Linked DNA regions of Homo sapiens: regions 1 and 2 are each linked to region 3. A link is a loop called in an ENCODE intact Hi-C map of the cell type or tissue named here. Cell type or tissue: mammary epithelial cell. All regions are shown on one strand.

Evidence for each region. Hi-C counts contacts between places; a loop is a spot of excess contacts. Peaks named below come from ENCODE experiments on the same cell type or tissue, not always from the same donor. Only the 100,000 strongest peaks of a DNase experiment are listed, where the experiment ranks them.
Region 1: it touches region 3 in a loop (8-fold over the local background); 8 of 110 quality-filtered maps call a loop at or near these places.
Region 2: it touches region 3 in a loop (4-fold over the local background); 20 of 110 quality-filtered maps call a loop at or near these places.

The regions. Positions count from the first base shown.
Region 1 is chr4:12,628,983-12,636,982 of GRCh38, forward strand. No RefSeq gene overlaps it. Among named protein-coding and RNA genes, the nearest start is that of LINC02270, 410 kb to the left of the region's middle. RefSeq lists an enhancer at 4,322-4,381. In mammary epithelial cell, a CTCF peak has its summit at 4,277 (motif pointing left); a DNase peak (open chromatin) is centred at 4,249.
Region 2 is chr4:10,546,338-10,554,337 of GRCh38, forward strand. The region is part of intron 8 of CLNK (cytokine dependent hematopoietic cell linker); the gene reads right to left. Among named protein-coding and RNA genes, the nearest start is that of ZNF518B, 93 kb to the left of the region's middle. In mammary epithelial cell, a CTCF peak has its summit at 3,510 (motif pointing left); no DNase peak of the experiment used is centred here.
Region 3 is chr4:11,425,688-11,433,687 of GRCh38, forward strand. It overlaps HS3ST1 (heparan sulfate-glucosamine 3-sulfotransferase 1), which reads right to left and starts at 3,207. Exons shown (of 2, transcript NM_005114.4): 1 at 3,012-3,207. RefSeq lists an enhancer at 2,863-3,082 and a silencer at 3,173-3,352. In mammary epithelial cell, CTCF peaks have their summits at 2,315 and 3,351; a DNase peak (open chromatin) is centred at 3,324; H3K4me3 peaks cover 4,072 bases; H3K27ac peaks cover 4,417 bases.

The sequences.
Region 1 (8,000 bases), 1.2 Mb after region 3:
ATGACAGAAGGTGAAGATAATGGTAGCAAAATGATTTAACCTTTCTCTTTTGATAATGTTACCACCCACCATATAGGAGTTTACTATTTTTAACTGGAAGAAGGCCCTTTCACCTTCCAGTTCAACATGAACTGAGATTAAATAAAACACAAAAGATTGCAAAACTAATGTGGGAACATGGGCTTATTATAACCTGAATCTTGAACAAAAATAGGCACATTTGAGGTCATCTTGAGACTTCGTCTTTCTTCAATAATTTTGACTTTATCTGGATAATACATTTTCTTGAGTTACTGCTTATCAGATGAAGCCACAACTCTATAGTTACCCAGCAATCTAGCAACCAGTATCACTAATACAAGAGTTTTGGCGCTGGTAACATACTCTGGCTCTTACCCAGGCCCATGACCTCATGGCCTGAAGAAATTTGGACCTGCCAGGTATATGAGATAGTTGTGCCCTGCTCGTATGCTCTCCACTCATATTTCTGCTCCAGCCATTGCTAGTGCAATCAGTTGCAAGTAGGTAGAATCTTATGGTATGACCCCTCTGTTGCACCAAACATCTCATGCTGCCACATGAGTCACTTGTGACAATGAGTTAAGCCATTTTGACATATAGCCAAATATGGAATTATGATGGAGTTAATACTTGTATTAGTCCATTCCCACACTGCTATAAAGACATAACTGAAACTGGGTAATTTATAAAGAAAAGAGGTTTAATTGGCTCAGGTTCTGTGGGTTATACAGGCTTCTACTTCAGGGGAGGCCTCAGGAAACTTATGATCATGGTGGAAGATGATGAAGAGGAACGCACTTCTTCACATGACCAGCAGTGGAGGGAGAGAGTGAAGAGGGAGGCGATACACACTTTCAAACAATCATATCTCCTGAGAACTCTATCATGAGAACAGCAAGCAGGGAGGCCGCACACGTGACTTAATCACTTCCCACCAGGCCCATCCTCCAACACTGCGGATCACAATTCAACATGAGATTTGGGTGGGGACACAGAGCCGAACCATGTCAATACTCTATGGGACAATTCTTGTCCAATGGGAGATTGGAGCCAGTGGATAAATCCAGCCCTCTCCTGTCCTTCATGTGGAAAAGTTCAAGGAGCATTCTACATGACTCATGGCTCAAAAGTTTGCAAGTAGGGTTTAGCTCAAGAGGTCTGTGCCAGTGACAATCCCAATAACACCTTTAAGATATTCTGTGCTTTCTTCCTTGTTTCATTTTACCTATTTTCCCATTCTTTTCTTTGGAATTACTTCCTCAGATAAACTAGGTGATGCAAGCCATTGCCTAAGATTCTAATTTTTGAGAAATCTTGACTAACATTCTGACCTAGAACTCATGGGAGAAAAAATAAAGATAGAATCTAGAAAAAAACCTAGAGAAAGGGATTTGATATGGCTAGAGTTTGCCTGGAGTGGAGGCCATTCTAGAAGTTCAGTAGATAGAGGGGTAAGCATTTTGGCTCTAATTGCAGTGAATTTGAAACCCTAGGATACCCCAATAGAATTGGTGGGTACTGAGACGATGTTTATAATTTGGGGTACCAATGAGTTAAGTCTTGAGGTCAGTTTTTAGCTAAAAGTCCAGCCAAGCATGATAATCATAGCACTGCAAAGAAGAGATGAATATTCACTAGAAGTTTTGCAGAGCCTCTTGCCTTCATATGCAGCAGGAGCTCTTATAGTCAAAAACATGGTAGAACTGCCAAGGATGCATGAAAACAGCTACAAAAATGAAGATAAAATAAACCACAATCATGTATACTCTGTAAAATCATAAAATGGCAGATAAAAATAATCAAGACAGAAAATAAAAGGACAAGTATAAATAGTGAGGTTTAACTTAAATTCCAATTCTACTTCATTCCCATTGTCTTGTAGAGATATCCACCACGATATATTAAAACATGACCCTTTTTCTCAAGGATCGTGTTCTGTGTCAGCCACTGAGGATATACGGATCTTCGGTCCAGGTTCCTGGGTGATTACTGCAAACTAGGAAAGATGCCCCAGCCTCAGCCAAGTGACCTGGGGATGAGGGCAATATGCCGGTGGGAAACCAGACTACTAAGCAAGACCAAGGCAGAAGACTGTTTGAGCAGATCTGGCAGCCATGCAGTTAGGGAGGCTGTGATACAGTGAGGGAAGCATTCACTCAAGGCAAATCAGATAATGGACTTACGGCAAAACAGAGTGTCATAGACTCCATAAGATGTTTGGGGAAAAAAAAGATGCTAAGACACGAGCTGCTGTGTCCAGGACTTCCCAGAACCAAGGTGATAACTGCAAAGGCAGGAAAGGGTAGCAGTGCCTGCAAGTCAACCAGACTTGCAGCTGTGCAGTCTGTGGTGTACAGCATGGGCACACTGGAAAGAAGTCTTTCCCATCCAGCGATATCGATTTCTTGGGCATTCGTTAAGAACTAGGGCAGTGGTTCTCATGCAGAGGAGATTTTGCCCCGGGGAGATGATTTTGGCCATGATTGAAAACATTTTTGGTTGCCAAAAATAGGGAAGTTGCCACAGATACGGGAGTTGCCACTGGCATCTATTGAATAGGGAACACAGATGCTGTCAAACACCCTATAGTTCCCATAACGAAGATTTATCAGAACCCAAAGGTCCGTAGCCCTTCAGCTAAGGAATCCTGGACTAGGGTGTTGTTTAAAAGCTTCTCAGGGATTCTCAACAGGAGAGAGAAAAGGAACTTCCTTGACATAAAGAGTTGGGGAAAAGTTATATCAGCTAAGCACCTGCCATGTGCCAGGTCTAGCACATGACTTTTCTTAAACCTCACAACCAAGGATAGACATTGTAACTCCATTTTACAAAACAGGAAATAGGACCTCAGAAAGAGAAATTACTACGCAATAAAAAGCTCAATTTAGCTGGGGTTTAAACTCAAATCTGTTAAAGGCGAAAGCGGAGACTAGTTTTTTTTTTCCAGTTTTAAAATGTAAATCGTTTTCATTGATTTTACAATTCTTAACAAGGCAGGAAAATGTCATTATGCTCATGACTAGCTTTAAGCATCAATAAGTTTAGTCTGATTTTACTAGATTTTTATAAATATAAACATTTTGCTATTAGAATTCTTATGTAATCATTAAGATTTTGTTTAACACAGAAATATTAGGCATAGCTTTATTGGGAAGTTGAGATTACAGGTTATTTTCATTAGTGTCTAAATTTTTCTGAACTTTGCAATTTTAAAAATGATTAGCATATGTTAAAATTATAAAGTTGCCAATTAGGTTTATTTTAATGTGATATAAATACACAATTATTTCAAGATACACAGTAAATTGCACAGAGGACATAGACTCATTTATTTGGGGATTATATAGATTTGTTGGCTGTGAAATCTAAAATCAGAGTCCATTTATTATCACATGTAATTATGTGTTACAAGAAGTGGACACAAATTTAAAAAGAAAAACAGGTATGCAATTTATATTTCCAGGGGGCTTTTAAAATATAGTTTTGCCTAAACTGATCAAAATATTTGAGGTGCCTTCTCCTCAAAACTGCCTGTGAAGTTTCTCTGGGTAACCCCACAGCTGACTCTAATTTCATTTTCTCCACAATTATTCTACCCATTATTGGGTGTAATATCCTCCACAACTCCACTCTCACAGCGACTTGCTAGAATTTCTGCATTGTTGTTAGCTGTCTCCCCCGAATTATAAGTCCTATAAGGCCAGGTTTTATGCTTATTCAACTATATATCCCCTTATCACCCAATGCAGCGTCTTGCACATAGTCGGAAGCCAATAGATTCTTGCTTAGATGAAATAATTCTAGCCCTGGGGCCAAGGTGCTAACATTGCCATGATCTCGGAGAAGGAAGTGGTGGGGTATTGCAAATAGCGTCTATGCTTAGCAGGCACATTTATACGTAGGGTTAGTGCCCTCTATTTTTAATTTACTTGATTATTCTACAATATCGACTTTTTTTTTTTCTTAAATAATTCTTTATTTACATCCAAACATCAAAAGTCATTCAAGTTGAAGCCCTTCCCACAAGCATTAAGTTCTGCTCACAAAATGTTCAGGAACATTAAAAATCTCTGACATGAAAAATGTGTTACATCACAAGATTTTAAGATGAACGAAGTAAATAAATATGTAGCTCTGCACTTGTGGAGCAGCGGTAGGCAGACCTGCGAGACGACTCTGGCCCAAAGCTTAAGGCTGCATCATCCGTCAGGTGTGGATGAGATCCATCGAAACAGTGAGCGACGCCTGCCATCTACAGGCCACAATGTGTATTGCCGCATAGGTGCCAGTAGACCTTGAATTTAAGAAGCCTTGGGGGATGATACTCAGCGATGTGATCTCGAAGAGACTGTCCTATGTTGAATTATCATTCAATGTAAAAATATAATCAAATAATTATAACCATTAATAGATAACAGGTGACACTTCCCTTCACACTTTCCTCTGTGTAATTCTTACTTTACAAAATTGAAAATGAAGAGCTTTGTGTGTCTTCCACTTTTATTATCATCATGGTGCTTTGTCCTCCTTCACTTTGTGATTATCTCTGTATACGTCTGCCTTCCCCAGGAGCCAACTAACTCACGCGGTGCAGGGGACCCATATAATTCATCTATGTATACGCTCTTGCCTAGAGCAGGGTTTGACACATGGCAGGTATTCTACAAAGATTTGATGCATGAGTGCTTAAGGGAATGAATAAATAAATGAATAAGTAAATCAATCAAAAACTAATTATTTTCGAGTCACCTTGTTCTAAATTACATATAAATTTATGGAGAAAAACTGTAGTCTAACATAGATATATATGTATGTATACATGTTGAGCACAGTGTCTGCCCCACAGCAGGTTCACAGTAAACATTATCTACATTAGACTATAATGTATGTGTGTGTACATATATCTAAGCATATGTGTTCAGTTGGTTGTTTTAAAACTTCTGCAATAAATCAAGAGATTAATATTTTTTATTAAAATCCTTAAATCTGTATGTTAAGGATCTTGTGAGTTCAGCTTCAGGTCCCCATCTATGTCATTTTATTAGGCAAAATGTTCTGAAAGATTCATTCCATTTAGAAAGTAAACATGACAGCAAGGCCACAGTTATTACTTCTCATTTATTTTGTTCTTTTGGAGATTGACCATCTAGCTTAAGTCAGACAAAATGAGAACCAAGAAAAAAAATGTTTAGATAAAATCATTGTAAGAGAGAGAATATAAAAGAAAGTGGAAAAGTAAGATTAATATTGTTTTGCCTAAGAGACCTAGTTTCTCTCCCAACCTCTCCCCCACCAACACAAACTTGAAGAAATTTTTTGGATGTTTAAACTTAATTATCTTTAAAAATAAGGAAGCAATGCTTATGGGGCACAGCTGTGTGGCAGGCACTGTGCTTGGCATTTCTGTGAATTTTCACATTTAATCTGCCCAACAGGTCCAGCCCTAGAAGACACTTATTGGCAGATCCCTTTTATGGACCATGAAACCGAGTCTCAGAGAGATTATTTCTGCAAGGTCACGCTGTGGAAGGTACAGGGTTGCACTGGAATGAGCTCACACTGGCTTATAGGAGGCAACTCTTCATTCAGTAATGTCATGTTGGCAGCTTGAAGTCAGCCACAGTAGAATTATTTACAGCATGTCAATGAGCAATTGCTGCAAAGAAGTCCCTGTGCCTGCCTGGTTGTTAAACATACGCCAGCACACCACTGGTTAAGATGCAAAGATAAAAGTTTAAGAATATTTGACTTTAAAAGGCATCTTCTTCTAATAAACCACACTACCCAAGAGTTAAGGGAAAGTCTAGGTAAGGTTTATATAGCAGTTCATAGTTTAAAAAAACAAGACTTTTATGCATGTATAGTCTCCCAAAAATGAACCAGCTTTGTATTTCTCTCTGTATTTTTTTTTTTGTCATTCTTCCCTCTTCCTCTCCTTCTTCATCACAGTTACTGCCATATACTGAAGTTCTGCTGTATCCTGCTAGGTGTTTGCCATGAACTACAATATTTATAACACTGAGAAAAATAAAGCATGAGTCAGGTAAGCACAAAGCCCAGAATTACAACCAGGAATATAGAAGAAAGGTTTTATCCCTCGTATCTGTTATATGAGTCTTTTGTAGGTTTTTGTTTGTTTGTTTTTGTCTTTTCATGTGTGTGTGTTTGCAGACCTAACCCCTCATGTTTCTTCTTCTGAAATGTTCCCTTTTTCTTCAATTCAATTTTTCAACAAATATATGAGCACAGAGTATGTGCCGCACACTGTTCCACGTGCTAGAGATGCAATAGTGAAATCAGGAGAGGTTTCTGTCCTTGGGAACATCCCTTCTTGGGTAGGGAGACAGGACACAAAGCAGGAGAGACAGGACAGCAAGGTACCTAGCAAGAGGGCTGGGGTTTGAGTTCTGGGCCCACCACTTCCTAACCATGTGACTGTGGACAAGTTACTTAACCTCTTTATGCCTCAATTTTCTGCCATATGCTAAAAGGGGATAGCAATAGTCTCTATGTCTTAAAGTTGCTGTGATAACTAAGTTTCATTACATTAAATAGTATCAGGCATATATAAATAGTAAATGCCAGTATTTATTAGTTACTACTTTTAAGGAAACAGCTTAATTATAGGCTATAACTAGAGTTATGAAGGAAACACACCAAATACTGAGATTGGGTTGAGAGTGGAATATTTTAGATGAAGTCATCAATAAAGTCCTTTACGGAGAATTGATAAAAAGGATGAGAAGGTATCCTTCCTGGCATTGCTGGAAGAAGATTTCTAGATTAAGGAAGTGAAACTGCAAAGCTCTGAAATGTTGAGATGTTTATTGCTGAAGGGAATGGTAGAGTTCAGTGTGCTTGGGGCACAGTGGAAGCAGGTGGAGCAGAACAAGATGAGGTTGAAGTGGAAGGAGGGGACCAAATCATGTGAGGTCTTAGAGGCCCCCTTATAGAGTTCTGTTCTCTTTTTAACTACTTAATACCCTTCTTTCCTTCCTTCCTTCCTTCCTTCCTTCCTTCCTTCCTTCTTTCCTCCCTTCCTCCCTTCCTGTTGTAATTTGCTATATGTCTAAGAAAAAATAGGCTAGCTTTTTTTTTTTTTTTAATTTGGAAACTTAGCGCTAATCTTCACTTTCATTGAGACCCTATTTTCCAGGGCAATTTTCAGAAAGTGACTTTTAGAGGTAATTTTCTGGGCAGCAGAGATTTTTCAATAACTTCTGTGGAATCCAGGATCCTGGGTCTCAAAGGTACAATTGCTGAGTATGGTGTCCACACCAAGTTGCTGTTATCCTGACCTTGTAAACACCATGCAGGTGCCTGTCTCGTTGGCTGTCTCAAACTGCCAGAGAAAGCGGCAATGACAGTTTGGTTTCACCCAGTCCCTTGAGTTATGAGTAATTTTGCTAGAGTCTTGTCATTTTCTGGCGGATTTCATGAATTTGTGCTGAATTTGCAAACAAAGGCAAAAGGCAAACAATGGTCTAAGCGGCTTTGAGATTGCCTCATTAAACTGCAGCCTGCCAGAAGCTTTCTGCTTATAGCAATGAACACATCTGAGCTCTACAATGATGTCACCGTCTAAAACTCTGTTCACATCTCTTTGAGGTGACAAAGTCCCATGTGCAACTAACTAAAAATAAATAAAGTGAAATAAATAAGAAAGAGTAAAGGGAAGAGCAGAAAACTGCTCTAGCAAAGAAGAATGCCCAAGTTATCAGGAAAGCTAATTTTCAGTGCTATTGCTGCCATATCAGCCTTGTCACCAATAATCAGTTTGCCTAAGTTTTTCAAGACTCAGTGTACCTCTATGGAACTGGAATACACTGACATGCTCTTTTTTTGAAGATTCCACTGAATTCCTCAGGTGTATACCCAGGGATGGGGTCATGTGGCACACTATACAAAATATTTTTTAATTTCAGAAACATGCATTTGTGGTATTTTGTAAAATCCCTTTGAAAAATGTCTTTTTCAGT
Region 2 (8,000 bases), 880 kb before region 3:
TTCTTCTGCTAGATATCCTAGTTTATCACTCTCAAGTTTGGCCTTCCTCAAAACCCTCAGGCATAGAGACAATTCATTCAAGTTCTTTGCCAATTTATAACAAGAATGGTCTTTATTCCAGTTTTCAATATCTTGCTCCTCAGTTCTACCTCAAACCTCATCAGAATGGCCTTTACTGTCTATATTTCTATCAGCATTCTTGTCACAACCACCTATCTAATCACTAAGAAGTTCCAAACTTTACTTAGCCTTCTTGTCTTCTAAGCTTTCGCCAGAATTTAAACATTTTCTATCCTGCTCCTACAAATTCTTCTACTTTTGCCCATTACTCAGTTCCAAAGCTGCTTTCCACATTTTCAGGTATTCATTATCAGCAACACTCCACTTCTTGACACCAATTTTCTGTGTTAGTCTGTTTTTTTTTGTTGCTTAAGACAGAATAATGGAAACTAGGTGATGATTTATATGCAAAAGGAATTTATTTCTTTCAGTTGTGGAGGCTAAGAAAACCAAGGTTTAGGGGATGCATCTGGTGAGAGCCTTCTTGCTGAAGGGGACTTACTGCAGAGTCCTGAGGCAGTGCAGGGGATCAGATGGTAAGGCGACTGAGTATGCTGGCTCAGGTGTCTTTTCTTATAAAGCCACCAGTTCCCCTTCCATGACAATCCATTCATCTATTAACCCATTAACCCATTAATCCATTAATGGACTAATTCATCCATGAGGGCAGAGCACTCATGATCCAATTACCCCTTTATGCCTCACCTGTCAATACTGCTATATTGGGGACAAAGTTTCAACATGAGATTTGGAAGGGACACTTGAATTATAGCAGGTGGGATGAGCACGAGGAGGAGGTAAGCCCAGATAGGTGATGGCAGAGGTGGGAGAGTGCCCAGATCACATGGGGTCTTGTACAATGGCGCAAAAACTTTGCCTTAACTGTGGTGAATCTTTTTTAAACCACCTCATTAAGGTATCACTGACATAGAAGAGCTTTACATATTTACTGTACACATTAAGATTGAATTTGGGGATAAGTACATATCCATGAAATCAACACCACCGTCAAGGCCATAAACATATCTGTCACTTACCAAAGTTGACTCCTGCCCTTTTTGTTATTGTTACTTTATTTTATTTTCTTTTTTTGGTAAGAACACTTAGCATAATATCTATCCTCTTAGCAAACTTTAAGTACACAGTACAGTGTCATCAGCTGTAGGCACTATGTGGTAGAGTGGGTCTCCAGAATTTATTTGTGCACCATAACTGAAACTTTGTCCCCTTTAAGCATCACCTTCCTATGTCTCCCTCCTCCTTGCTCCTGGCAGCCACCATTCTACTCTTTGCTTCTATGAGTTTGACTGTGTTAGGTTCCACAAGTAAGTGAGATTCTACAGCATCATTTTTCTGCGTCTGACTTGTTTTGGCCCAACATAATGCCCTCCAAGTCCATCAGTATTGTCATAAATGGAAAAATTTCCTTCCCCTTAAGGCTGAAAAATACTCCATTGTGTGTATATACCACAATTTTTTGATCCATTCATCTGTCTATGGACCCTTATGCTGTTTCCATATCTTGGCTACTGTGAATAATGCTGCCATGAACAGAGTGCTGAGAGCTCTTCAAGATCCTGTTTTCAATTCTTTGGGTATATACTCAAAAGTTGGATTCGTGAACCATAAGGTATGTCTATTTTTAATTTTTTAGAGGAAACTCCATTCTGTTTTCAATAATGGCTGTACCAATTTACATTCTCACCAACTGTGTGCAAGGGATCGCTTTTCTCCATATTCTTGCCAACACTTGCCATCTTTTGTTTTTTGTGTGTGTTTTTTAAGTAATAGTCATCCTAAGAGGTGTGAGGTGATATTTCACTGTGGCTCTGAGTTGCATTTCCTTCATGACCAGTGATGCTGAGAACCACTTCCTATATATGTGTTGGCTACCTGTATTTCCTCCCTGGAGAAATGTCCACCCAGATCCTTTGGACATCTTCCAATAAGGTCACTCATTTTTTAGCTCTTCAGTTGTATCAGTTCCTTGTCTATATTGAACATTAACCCTTATCAGGTATATAGTTTGCAAATATTTTCTCCCATTTTGTAGTTTGCCTTTCTACTCCGTTGATTCTTTCCTTTGCTGTGGAGAAGCTTTTTAGTTTGATGTAGCCCTACTTGTTTATTTGTGCTTTTGCTGCCTGTCCTTTTGGTCTCATACCCAAAAAGTCATTGGCAAGATACAATGCCAAGGATCTTTTCCCTATGTTTTCTTCTAGGAGTTCTGTAGTTTTGGGTATACCCCAAGTTGATTTAATCCACCCCAAATTGATTTCCTTGCATGGTGTGAGGAACGTGGTCCTGCCCTGTGCAGAGGAACAGGTCCTGCCCTGTTCTTCTGCACATTAATATCTAGTCTCTCCACTATTTGAAGAGACCATCTTGTCTCCATTGTGTATTCCTGATGCCTTCATCAAAAATTAGTTTAATCAATGCATGCATTTATTTCTGGGCTCTGCACTCTGCCTTACTTGTGTGCATGTTTGGTGTACCACTGACCACGACAGCCCTGTCATGTAATTTGAAATCAGGAAGTGTGATGGCTCCAGCCTTGTTCCTTTTACTCAAGATTGCCTTGGCCACTCAGGGTCTTTTGTGTTACTCAGGGTGAATCTTTATGATACACTGTCCATGTGTCCTGTGTCTTCATTATAATGTAGGATTATTTTTTCTAGCCTCACTTAGTATTCCTCCCTCCCTTTTAAGATTTTTGTGTAGTATAATATCGGCAATAGTTACAAAAATCCACGGGGATTTCAGCCGCATCAAATATGCCGACTGGCAAGTGCTGATACCATGAGCTTCACTTAATCATTGCTTAGCTAACCAAAATCCTTCAAAGTAAGAGGTTAAGGTGAACTTAAGGAACTTTGCAGGTGAAAAAAACTGGATTGAACAAGCAAAGTAACTTGTCTACCATTATACAGCTTTGATGGTAATTCAGATAAATTCCAGAAAGCTTCTTAAAATTTGGGGGCCTTATTTAATAAAGCAATAATAAATCAAGTATTTGTGATATTTAAAGGAGGGTGAGCTTTGGAACTGAATTTGTTAAGATTGAATCTTGATCCTGTTCATACTATGGGCAGGATCATGGCACGTGCTTAATGAATGTTTATGAAATAAACAAATGGATTGAGGAGTGAATGAATTTCCCCATCTGGAGAAGTAAGGAGTGCTTATTTATACTTCATGGAAATTCATGTGTGGAATAAATGAATTGATGCACTTCAAGGCATGGTTCTTAATGCACAGCTGCAGTTACTACTATTATTATAGTATGAAAAATTAGAGGGAAAACGGGAATTTACCTCCCTAATGAAGTACACAAATATTCTAAAATGCTAGGAAAAGTTCTCTGTCAAACAAGAGGACCCAAACAGTTGTTCAAAGTCTTTCCCATCTCCAGTTTTCTCTTGGAGAAGCCAGGCATGCTCTCCACCTGGTGGTCATAACGTGTAATTAGCACCATTTGCCCAGAGACTCATTGGCTTTGCAGTCTCAGGACAGATCTCACAAAGTTACTGCTTTTGGGTAGGTAATGTACTGAGGTGGGCATAGCATGGTTGCAGAATCCGATGGACCTTGGTTTGACTGTTTCCACCACAACTTATTATGGTGAAACCATGAAGACATTGTCAATATCACCGTGTTCTGGGAGGGTTAAAGTAAGACCTCTTGAAGAAGGAAAAAGAGTTAAGGGATTGTTCTTTGGAGTGGCTGCTGCCAGCTTGCAATGGATGGTTGTTAAACTTTCAGAAATTCTGTGAACTGGCTTTACATACAGCCATTATTAAAAATACATTACATAGGCCAGGCGCGGTGGCTCAAGCCTGTAATCCCAGCACTTTGGGAGGCCGAGGCGGGCGGATGACGAGGTCGGGAGATCGAGACCATCCTGGCTAACATGGTGAAACCCTGTCTCTACTAAAAAATACAACACAATTAGCCGGGCGTGGTGGCGGGCGCCTGTAGTCCCAGCTACTCGGGAGGCTGAGGCAGGAGAATGGTGTGAACCCGGGAGGCGGAGCTTGCAGTGAGCCAAGATCGCGCCACTGCACTCCAGCCTGGGCGGCACAGGGAGACTCTGTCTCAAAAAAAATAAATAAATAAAAAATTACATAAACATACACTTAAGTTACAGCAGCCCTCCACTTATCCTAAGGCAAAATGTTCCAAGACTCACGATGGATGTCTGAAACTGAGGATAGTAATAAACCCTATATATCCTATGCTTTTCCTAAATATACAGACCTATGATAAAGGTGATATGTGACAGCAAAACAAGCACACTTTTTTTTCCTTCTTCCCAATTTCACGGATAGAAGATTCATTTTTATTGTCGATCCCAGTAACCTCAGCATACAATATTTTTTCTTTCCTTTTCAAGTTGAGAACTTCCACCTTTTCACTTAAAGGAATCACTTTACATCTTCTCTTTGGCAAATCAGAACTGTCAGCATCACTGCTCTTGCGCTTTTGGACCATTATTAGGTAAAATAAGGGTGACTTGAACCTAAGCACTGAGATTCCACGCAGCGAATCTGGTGGGCGAGATGACTGCTCAGCAATTAACCGGTGGATAATGGACACAGCGCAACAGAAACACTGGACAAAGAAATGATTCGAGTGAGACTGCTCAGGATTTCATCGTGCCGCTCAGAAACAGCATGCGAGTTAACATTTATGAATTATGTATTTCTGGAATTTTCCACTTGATATTTTCAGACCTTGGTTGAGCATGGGTAACTGAAACTGTGGAAAGTGAAACTGAGGATAAGGAGGACTTCTGTATTTGTTTTTCACTTAGCTACTGTTCAATTTGTGGTAAATATATGCAAGACCACCCCCCCACTTTTTTTGAGACCAAGTCTCGCTCCGTTGCCCACGCTGGAGTGCAGTGGTGTGGTCTTGGCTCACTGCAACCTCTGCCTCCTTGGTTCCAGCGATTTTCCTGCCTCAGTCTCCCAAGTAGCTGGGATTACAGGTGTGCACCACCATGCCCGGCTAATTTTTTTGTATATATATATATTTTTTTTTAGTAGAGTTGGGGTTTTACCATGTTGCCCAGGCTCCTGAGTTGTCTCGAAACTCCTGGGCTCAAGTGATCCACTGGCCTCAGCCTCCAAAAGTGCTGGGGTTACAGGCATGAGCCACCACCCCCTCCTGTAATACCCTTTAACTATGAAATACAATCATGCAATAACACTATGAAATACAATCAGAAATAACTATGAAATACAATCAGAAATAAAACATAAGTATAATGTTCTGTTCAGAGAGCTTATTATGGGGCTTACGGGCTTATTGAACAACTAAATAGCCAGCCCTAGTGTTGAGCACATAGGAGGTACTAAATATTATTGGTTGAATTATGATGAAATAAGCTATATTTCCCCTCTATGTAAAACTGCCTTTGCAAAGATTATATCAGTGAGAGAATTGTAATTTTTTTTTTTTTTTTTGAGACTGAGTCTCACTCTGTCGTCCAGGCTGGAGTGTAGGGGCATGATGTCGTCTCACTGCAACCTCTGCCTCCCAGGTTCAAGCAATTCTCTTGCCTCATCCTCCCAAGTAGCTGGGATTACAGGTGCGCGTCAGAACGCTGGGCTAATTTTTTGTGCTTTTTTATTTTTTAGTAGAGATGGAGTTTCACCGTGTTAGCCAGGATGGTCTCGATCTCCTGACCTCCTGATCTGCCCACCTCAGCCTCCCAAAGTGTTGGGATTACAGGTGTGAGCCACCACGCCCGGCCGAGAATTATAATATTAATAGTAAGCCAAGCTAACTCACTCCCCATCTTATCTTTTCCTTAATTACTCCTGGGCTATTGGGCAAAGCTACCTTTGGAACACATTCAGGCTATAGTTTAAATGATAATAGGACTTGCCCCAAACTCAACCACTTTTGTAAAGCTAATGGGAAGCCATCAGGCTGGGGGGACAAGAACAGCCTGAGTCCAGCTAAGGCGCAGACATAAACGATTGTCAGCCACTATTGCCAAGGTTATAAGACATGCAACTTCCCCAGTTATTCCTGCAGATAACACCACTATTGTAGATCGGCCTTTGGAGATATCTTTCCCAGTTTTTTGCATGCGTGTCTGACACCCATGGTTCCACCTAAACCCAATGCCTCCACCTTAGTGCCAACCTCTCTCCTGTAGCCTCACCCAGAAGTAACTCATCTGCTTGAAGACAGCTTCAAACCCCTATAATTTCATCTCCACCCCAATCAATCAGCAGCAAGCACCTGTTACCTGCCCTCCCATCCCTTCCCCCAAACTGCCTTTGGAAACCGCTGACCTATGAGCTTTGAATGAGACGATTTGTGTATGAACATCTCCCACGTGGTGTGGCCAGCCTCGTGTCTATTAAACTCTTTCTCTACGGCAGTGCCCTGGTCTCTCTTTATGCAGTGGGCAGGAAGAACCCCTCGGGCGGTTACATGTGTACCCATTTTCATCCTGCATTATAATCTTCTCTGTCCCTTCCATACAAGCAGCTTTTACTATACCAATTTCATGTTTATTATTAATGGCCTTTTCTTCACATTGTGATGTAGGATATGGAATTAGAAAAACTAAGTAGAAAAGAGAGAGGGCAAACTTATCACTGTTCATCGCTCCCCCAGGGACTGGCAGGAAGAGGAGGGGGGGGCATGCAGGGGCGGAAGCATTTACGTTCACAAGCTGTCTGTAGATGTGGCTTTCATAGATTAAGGAATATCCGCCCCAAACAATGGATCATTTATAACACCCGATAAACTACTCAGAATAGGAAATGTACTGTGAACCCAGAATTGAAACTAATATATGAGTCGATCTAGGTTTTTCTAAAATGTGTTCTAAGGAGCATGGGCCAAAGAATGTGATCCCAGAAAAAGCAGGTTCCATGGACACTTAAGTTACAAATGCTCCGTGCCATATCCCCCTCTTGGAGATCCACAATGCTCTTAAAAACTTGGTCAGTAAAAAGATCTGTTTATTTTTGTTTAACTCAGTGTTTCTCAAGGTTACTGCATCCAGAGTTTCCCATTTATTTATTTTTTTATTTTATTTTTTTTTTCTGATACAGAGTCTTGCTCTGTCACCCAGGCTGGAGTGCAGTGGCGCAATCTTGGCTCGCTGCAACCTCCGCCTCCCAGGCTCAAGCAATTCTCCTGCCTCAGCCTCCCCCGTAGCTGGGACTACATGTGGACACCATCACGCCCAGCTAATTTTTTTATATTTTTAGTAGAGACAGGGTGTCACCACGTTGGCCGGGCTGGTCTGAAGCTCCTAACCTCACGTGATCCGCCTGCCTCGACCTCCCGAAATGCTGGGATTACAGGCGTGAGCCACCGCGCTTGGCCTTCTCTTTTATTTAATATGATTCTCAACATCTCACACAATTAGTTTCAGATAACTGTACTTTGAGCTACTTAGAGCTTCATTCATTGTGTCTTACAGCAAGGACCAATGGGAGGAAGTTGTAGGAAGACATTGCTGTTCCTTATACTTAGCTGAAAGTAAAGAGCTGGGGCTGCTTAAAGGTAGGGTGTGCTTCCTGGGAAGGTGGTGAGGCTCTTGGGCCACTCAATTATCTGTAAGGGATGCTGTGCCTTAGTTACAAGGAGGGGCTGGATCGTGGAGATTCTGCTATTTTAAAACTTAACAAAATAACTCTTCCATTCTGCTGGCTTGCATGTAAGACATGCAGGTATAGAGGCCGCTAGTCCCAGTTTACCCCAGATGTCTCTGTTTTTAATTTAGAATGTCCTGCTTCTGAAGAACCCCTCCATCCAGAGCAAACTGGGATGGTTGATTCCAGTGAACACCCCAACATTACAAGGAAAAGAAAAAGTGCTTTTCATTATGCGTGTATTTCAAGTCATTTTGAAATGGTTTCATGGGGAAGGCCGTACTTTGCTTATGTAAAAGGCAGTTCTTGTACATT
Region 3 (8,000 bases):
ACCCTTTACAATTGCACAAGTGTTCTCCAATCGGCAAGATGCATTTCATATACATTTTCTCACTTTCTTATAATAATCTTTTCATCACTGTTTTGCAGAGGAAGAAATTTAGGGTCAGGGAGGGAGAAATTGTTGCCCAAGGTCATGGGGCAAGAAGTTGGCTTTAAATCCAGCTAGCACTCTCCTGCCTTCTGCCATAAGAAAAGAGCAGCCTCAATTGAAAGCACCAGGTCAAGTAGCCAGGTTGAGGGGAAAAAAACTGGGAATAGCCCTGATATTTTCCAGCACTAGCTGGAAAGTTACTGCATTTCCCTGGAAGCTGCTAAAAAGTTACCACTCTCCTGCAACAACTGTCTCTAACACAGGGACCCAGGCTTAGATGCAGGCCCGGAAACCTGGTGCCTGAGCACTGACCCAGCCTACAGGCTCAATTTCATCAGGACACCAGATACATCTTACTGTGCCTTCCTCCAAACTTTAGCCCCCATAGACAGACATGATTTAGCAACCACGGTGGGGATATGCCATTGTGGGTAGCTGCTATGTTCTCAGAAAGGCAGTGTGCATGAGTGAAGCAATTTACACCACCCAGGCCATCTTTCTAGCCCCTTCCTAGTCACCATCGAGTTTCAATTCAAGGCAAGAGAAGCTTCCATGTGGCTTTTCCCTTCAGAGGCCCCCCCCCCAACCCTCACAAGATTTTTCCAGTAAAATAATTTCTTATTTTAATAAGAAAAGTACATGCTCCAACTTTTAGGGGGACCCAGGGGGGGGGCTTGAGGCTTCATTCTAGACATAACCACAGGAAAGTAAAGAACCCTTTGCTTTTTCCGATGCCATCTCAAGATGCCAATTTCTCACCAGCTTCTCAGAACAAAAATCTCCTATCTTAAAACTACAGAGCATTGTATACCCTGTGGCATCACAGAGGATCCACAGTCTAGAAGCACAGCTTAATAAGCCTCACTAAGGAATCTTCATCTATGCTGCTGTTGTAATTAACTGCTTCCACTTAAGAGTGCTTAGTCATGAAGTTGTCCATCCCTGTCAAACTCAGCTGAAAGAGTTAGATGGGCTAACCAAAACCTGGAAAGACTCTTTTAGAAGCTGTTCTTTCTCTGCTTAGCGCTGGAGAAAACCTTATGTAACACAATGGTCCATTTCAATATGTTATTTCTGCAATCCTGTGGGGGAAAATCTAAGCGCTGGATGTACAACGGGAAGGGTAAGGCAGGGATTTGCAGCGGAGCGCGCGTCTCCTGGAATTTCAGTAGGTAAGGCTTATTCTAATTGCACCCAGTGTTACCCAATATTACCAGGAATGCAGAAAGCAAGAAAAAAATCCGAACGTCAAAGGATGCGCTTTGCTTTAGAAATGCAGGGAGGCAGAAGTTGGGTTATTTCTCCCTCCTTTTTTTTTCTTTTTTTTTTAAAGATGGAATTCCTGGAATTAACCCTTGGGTGGAAGCATTTCAACAAAATAAAATGAGATTTGCCTGCAAAGCGAGAACGCACGGGTGGGAATGAAGGATCCTGCCTGTGCCAGGCTGCTGCCTCAGCAGTGTCCAAGCACCCAGCGCCTGAAAGCGGGAGCGTGGGGACTCGTCTGGGGACCCTCTTCCGGGGCTACTGGCGGGAGGCGCAGCCGAGCTGGTGGTGGCGGGGTTTCCCTCCGGGGCTAGGGCTGAGGGAGGAGAAGAGGGCGGACTGGCTCCTTCCGTTCTCGGCCACCCTCCCCGCCACTCCTTGAGGCTGCTCCATGCTAACAGGAGACTGTTTCTCGGAGCGCAGCGCAAAGACAGTGGATTTGGAGTGGCCTCCCTAGAATCCCCCCAAAAGCATCTTGGCACAAGTTGTAGATAAAAATAGCTCATGATAACATTGTGGGAAAGGGAGGAGCGAGACTCGCGCAAGGCGAGGCAAGGGTACCACTGGATCTGCAAAGGAGGAGGAAGAGGGAGGATGCAACCCTTGGCCCAAGAGAGCGCCCTGAGTGTGCGAGGAATCGCTGGCTCCCAGGGGAGGGAAAGAGATGGAAGACCTATAGCGCCTATAACTGCAGAGTTATAGACCTATAACTGCAGAGCCCAGCACACCCCATCCCGCGCCGGCACCCGGCTTTGGCTCCAGCTTCTTCTTCCCATCATCCGCCTACGTTCTGGGTCTGTCCTCCGCTTCCTGGGACAGGCTGGGGCTAGAAGGAGGAGCAGCGCGCCGTCCGCCCCCTGGCTGGTAGAGCGCACCTGGAGAGGTCAAGCTCCGCGAATAAGACCCTTCCTGGGAGCTGGGGTCTAGGCGTTCCAACCGCGGGTTCGCACCCCGCCATCCCTCACCTCCATCCGCTGCCACTACCCAAGGGCCCGGAAATAGAAAACCACGAAGGGGGAAAAAAATCAGTAAAAAGTAACAAGAAAAAAATCAAGACCCTCATGTAATTGGCATTAGGGATGAGAGGTTTATTGTCAGGGCTGTCACCTCAATCTCTCTCTTTGGGAGATGCCTATCTCCAACCAAATGCAAAGGCAAACCCGACCAAGGCTTCTCCACCCCCAAAGGCTCCCTCAGCCGAGTTACTTTTGCGGGCTGTGTCCTCGCCCCAGTTTCTGGCCCCAGGTGGTACCCAGGATCCGTTGAGTGCTGCGCTCTCGCTGCCCTACAGGGTCCTATGGTGAAGCTGCGGTCGCGAAGCGGCCGGCAGGAGCGAACCTCACGACTCTGCAGGGGGGGAAAACATCCAACCCAGTAAGAGTCAGAAATCTGGGTCCCTGTCCTTACAGATCAACCGGTCCCTCGGGACTTCCAGAGCAGAGGTGCTAGGGCAGGAGGTGAGGAGGATGGGAAAATCCCCAGCCTTTGCTTCCTGGTTCCCTCTGCATCCACTCCACCTGCTCCAGCCTCGATTCTTCTTAGGTTCTGCACTTGCCCGAAGTCCAGAACGCCAGACAAAGGCACCTCGGAGCCCTCTACACCTGCGTCCTGCCACTCTCCCACCCCGCGCGCGCCGCACTCACCTGAGCCGCGCCTCTGTCCAGCCCGTCCGGCGCCCTAAATAGGCTCCTAGGCTGGGCCATGGGCAGCACTGCCGAGCACCCGCGGCGGGTAGAGCAAGTTTCTGGATGGCCCGGGGCAGGCGGGCGGGGAGAAGGCGCAGGCACCCACTGAGACCCGGCTGTCGTGGCGGCGACTCCTGGCTGCCAGGGCGCAGAGGACCTTGCAGGCGGGCGTTTTGGTGCTCAATCCCGAGGAGGGGGAGGAGCGGGAGGAGGAGCGGGAGCAAAAGGAGGGGACGGAGGAGGCCGGGCCCGGAGGGAGAGCGCGTTGGGCAGAGGAGGATCGCGAGCGCCCACTGCTGCCCGGCCCGCTCGGGTGCCGCCCAGAGTCCGGCCCGCTAGGTGCCTGGTGCTCCGCTCTGCGCTCAGCTGCTCCGCACAGCCCCGCCTGGCACGCAGCTCCAGCGGCTGGTCGGGTAGTAGTCGGTCCCGCCCACCCGGTGCGGTGGCCCCTGGGGTTTCAGTCCAAGGGGAGGGACCAGCGCTCCAAGAAGGTGAGGCTGCTGGGATGGGTGACTCCGCCGTCACTGCAAACACGGGACGTCCCGTCTACTCCCTTACGCCTGCTTGGTCTGAGCCCGAGTCTACCTCTTCTCTAAGTCGCCAGCTCGGCACTTGTACCCGGGACCTGTGCTCCTCCCACGTGAGTCTGCACCATGCGTATTCCCTTCCTGGCAGGTGACCCACCTTAGGCGCTGGCGCTCCTTCCGCCCCCCGGGAAGCAGGAGGTGCCATCCTCTCCAATTCGCTCTGCAGCCGGACTGGGACCGGAGCGGCGGCCTGGGCCAGAATCCGCGTGAGGAGCCGGCTTCAAAGAGCGCCCTGTCGCCATTGAACACTCCTTTTCCTTTGGTTTAGCGTCGGAGAGCGGACGCCAATTTGCCAGGAGAGCGCGGAAAATTCAGCTTTTTTTTTTTTTTTTTTTTTTTTTTTTTTCCGCTAGTGCACTAGGATTGCAAACGTCAGCTCTGAAATAAAAAGCAGGATATTTCTGCCCCGCTCCTCTATTCCGGAAGCTGGGAGGTTCTGTGGGAGAAAGGACCTGCACCCAATAACTCAATTTAAGATTTAAGGTTTTGAGGGGCGTGGGGTTGGAATCGCCTTGGAGAAACGGGTTTGCCTGCTTACCTGAGCCAAAGGAAGTTGCCCTCAAAGGCAGGTCAGCAATCATACCCCGCCAAAAGCAAATGCACATCAAAGTAACTTCCTTTAAATGAGATTACTGTAGTTTCCATGTCTTCCACATTAGTAAATAAATATTTGGAAGACTTCGAATTTGTGATTTACGTTTAAATATATTTCACCAACATTGTTTAATTAAAAAAAAATCCCATCTAAGAGAAGGTTCCTATAGGAAATTGGCCCTTTAACTCATACACAGATTACCCTCGGCACTTTCAGAAAACAACACAGTGACCAGTATATTCTGTCTTTTTGATACAGCCAGAAGCACCCTGAAAGCTGAGACCTAACTGTGCTTTTGGAAAATAAGCTTTTAGGAGTTGAATGACCTTGTCTACTTCTTTTAGTCAGAATAATGTTGGCATGTCTATTTTAGGTTAAAAAAAAATACAAATTCTAAAAAGTGACTTTAAAGGCCCACTTTGAAAGCCTTAGCATTTAAACTAACATTAGATTTAAAAGAAGGGCTTTTCTCCCCCATTATAGGAAGCTGTGTAAAATCATGTGTGAGGTTGTGAGGGTCAAATGGAAGTCTAAGATAAAGTTCTGCCAATTACTGGTGTCTTTAAGCTTCCACCAGCAGCCAAGCACAGTGCAGATCATGAGTCCTTCAAAATACGGGGTGGTTTTAATGCTCTAAGTTGGTATGATTACTTTTTCTAAAGAGCTCAAAGTGCTTTGGTGCCATAGTATGAATTTCATTACCCATTGTGAGACACAAAGGGGGTTAGCAATGATTCTGTTTGCACCCTGGAAGCCAAAGGCAGGTTACTCACCCACTTAGTTCCCTACCACAAGACCTTGAAAGAAACTGGAACCCCAGGTCTCCAGCCCAGAGATTTTGTTGGAAGTTTCCATTTGCAGGAAATGACTGCAGGGCACATGTGGGAAGTGACAGGAATTTGAGGACTAACATTTTAGTTTTCCTCATTTCTTTTTAAATCTGAGCAATTGTTCATTGATCGATAATCTATGTTCTTACATTCAGATAAATAAAAACACCAACTGGCTATTTTGTTCTTACTTAGTTTTATGTGTATGTCCAGGCATTTGCCACTGCTCCTAAATAGCTCTCCCTGAAGTCTTCTGGTCATGAGTTAGGTTTCTTATCCAGAAGCTCATGTAGTGCCAGAGCTTAGCTCTCCTATGACAACACAATCACATTATTGAAACATCTATTTAGGGATCTGTCTTCTCTAATAGATTATAAACGCCTTGAGCTTGGGTATCGTGATTTAATGATGAATCCTCCATGGTATCTGAATCCCAGAATCCTACAATCCTGCATGGTATCTGAAACATACTATGCTCTTAAAAAAAAAAAAAAAAAACTTTGTAAATGGAACTTCCCTCAAGGAGTCAGGGTTTAAGTCAAACATGTTTCCCTTTCAAAGCCGTGGGCATGAGAATAGAGGCTGTTAGGAGACACAGTAGTAGTTGACTGCAAAAGTGTCTGTCAGTCAGTTGTGTGGCCCAAGACTCTTTTTATCAGTTCCAACAACTGAAAAATGAGAGGGTTTTAGTGGAAGATCTCTGTACTGCTAATATTTTAAGATCTCGAAGTCTTTATTGAGCACCTAGTATGTGTACAACACTATGCCAGTTACTAAGAGAGAGATGAAAAAATAAGATATCTCCATTGCCCTAAGAGAGCATAAAATCTTATCTCAAGGAAAAACAAGGCAAACACTCCTAGCCTACCTTTACAGACACGCACAGACATGAGTTAACACAGTTGTAAACTGTTCTAAAGAAGATAAAGGCTCAAGGAGTGAAAAGGCATGAAATAGAAACAAAAGCAACTGACCTATGAGTTTGGGCAATAATCAGTAATAATACCAGCTAAAGTGTATCTAAGGCTTATAGTGCCAGGTACTATGCAAAATGAATCATAGGAGCTGCACCTTTTGTTCATTTTACAAATGGGGAAACGGAGGTTTAGGAGAGTTTAGTGACTCGTTCAAGGTGACATACTAATAAGTGGTAGGGCTGATATTCAAAGAGTTCTCACCTGACTCCAAAGTGCATCTTCTCAACCAATATTAGAGATTATTAGCCCAGACTTCCCTATTTTATAATTGAGGGATTTCATTAGAGCACTAGAGGAGGAAGCTACCCTTCCAGTAAAAACTAGACTCCTAGTCTAGTGCTCTATGTAATTAAGTAATATGCTTATGTTTGCTATTTTTCTGGTTTTTCTCTTTCCCACAAAATATGTAATAGGAGACGGGAGGTCAGGAAAAGGGGAGAGAGAGAAAAAGAGAGAAGTTGCTTCTTTTGAAGATGTCCAGAATCCACAGTAGTCTACCTGCTCAGACTCAATGGGGTTTTATTTGTAACCCCCAGTCTAGTGGGCAGCCCTGTATAGCCTTTCTTCCCATCATGGCTGTTTGAATCTTTCAGGTTAATAGCATGAATATTAAAGACTCCAGTGGGACTCTTTATCCACAAAGGAAATTGGGATCAGGTTAAAAATCCAATTTTAATAAACTTTCCAAGTCCTGATTTAGATGAGGTACTAATGGCTCTTACTGCTGAATCACCTTAAAAGTCAAATGTATTTTTAAAAGGGAAGCTTGTTGGGTATTGTTTAATTGTGCATTGCACATTCCTGTCTTAATAGAAAAAGATCATCTGTAAAACTTATGAGAGCAGATAGGAAATGCCACTATCCACAGAGCCAGTTGGGTAGAGGGAAGGGCGTTGGGTTTGAAAGATAATTTTCACTCGTTTGACCAAAACAAAGAGAGCATGATTGCACTGTGTGAAAATGATATCCTCGAATAACTCCACTAATTTGATTGTGCTGAGGTCTAGAATTGTTTCTATTTCTTTTGATTTGCTAATTAGCTAGAGCAGTCCGCTAGTGAGAGGGGAAATGAGGGTCACAGCCATAAAACATGGAGGATTGTTGTTCCTTCCAACTCAGCTCACCCATCTCATGCCTCCCCAACCATCCCGTCCCAACGCCCAATTTTGTCTCTGTGTATGTAACAACAATCCATCCATCTATGACAAATTGAGTGATTCTTTTCTGAAAACAGGATTTTTAAGATTATCTACTTTATGACACCAAATTTGACACATCTTGGCATATGTGGTTATGAGGTCCAGTTATGACTTTTATGATGTTTTCCTTTATGAATCCTGCTCCCTGCCTTGCCAAGTTAAAATTATATCTTATGATTACATTAGTATAAAGGTGAGTATATTTTCTTCTTTATTTAAATATCTTCTTTAATCTAAAAGTTTATCTTTTTCTGATTTTTAGAAGAAATTAAATCATTTTTGGGAAGCCCTCAAGGTACCATAAGCTCTGGGCAGTGTGCCTAAGACTTCTAATGGAGAATTTAGCCCTGTGCAGATGATATTGCAGAGGAGGAATGCTTAGTTAATTTAGGTAAAGTATGCACAGTAAATACAATTTCATAAAAAAGCTTATAGTCTATGGTGTTATGTAAACAACTATAGACAAATAGAATATTGCTTTTATTTGTTATCCTGTGTTAAACTGTGGCCAAAATTACACACATCAGTGTTAGAAAAATTGCAGTATTGCAGGCTTGAAGTGGTCCCCTTGTTCAAATTACTGGCCCCTGCTGAGTGCTGGAATACCTTCAGGGCGATGGAAAATTGTGGCACTCTCTTTGATTTTAGATTTTGGGACCAAAGCTGGCTGATCTTTTGATGAGTCGGTCTTAATGATTTGCTCTTTTAGGCCTTATTCAAGGATACTGGGAACCTCACACTCTTCAGAAAAAAAAAAGT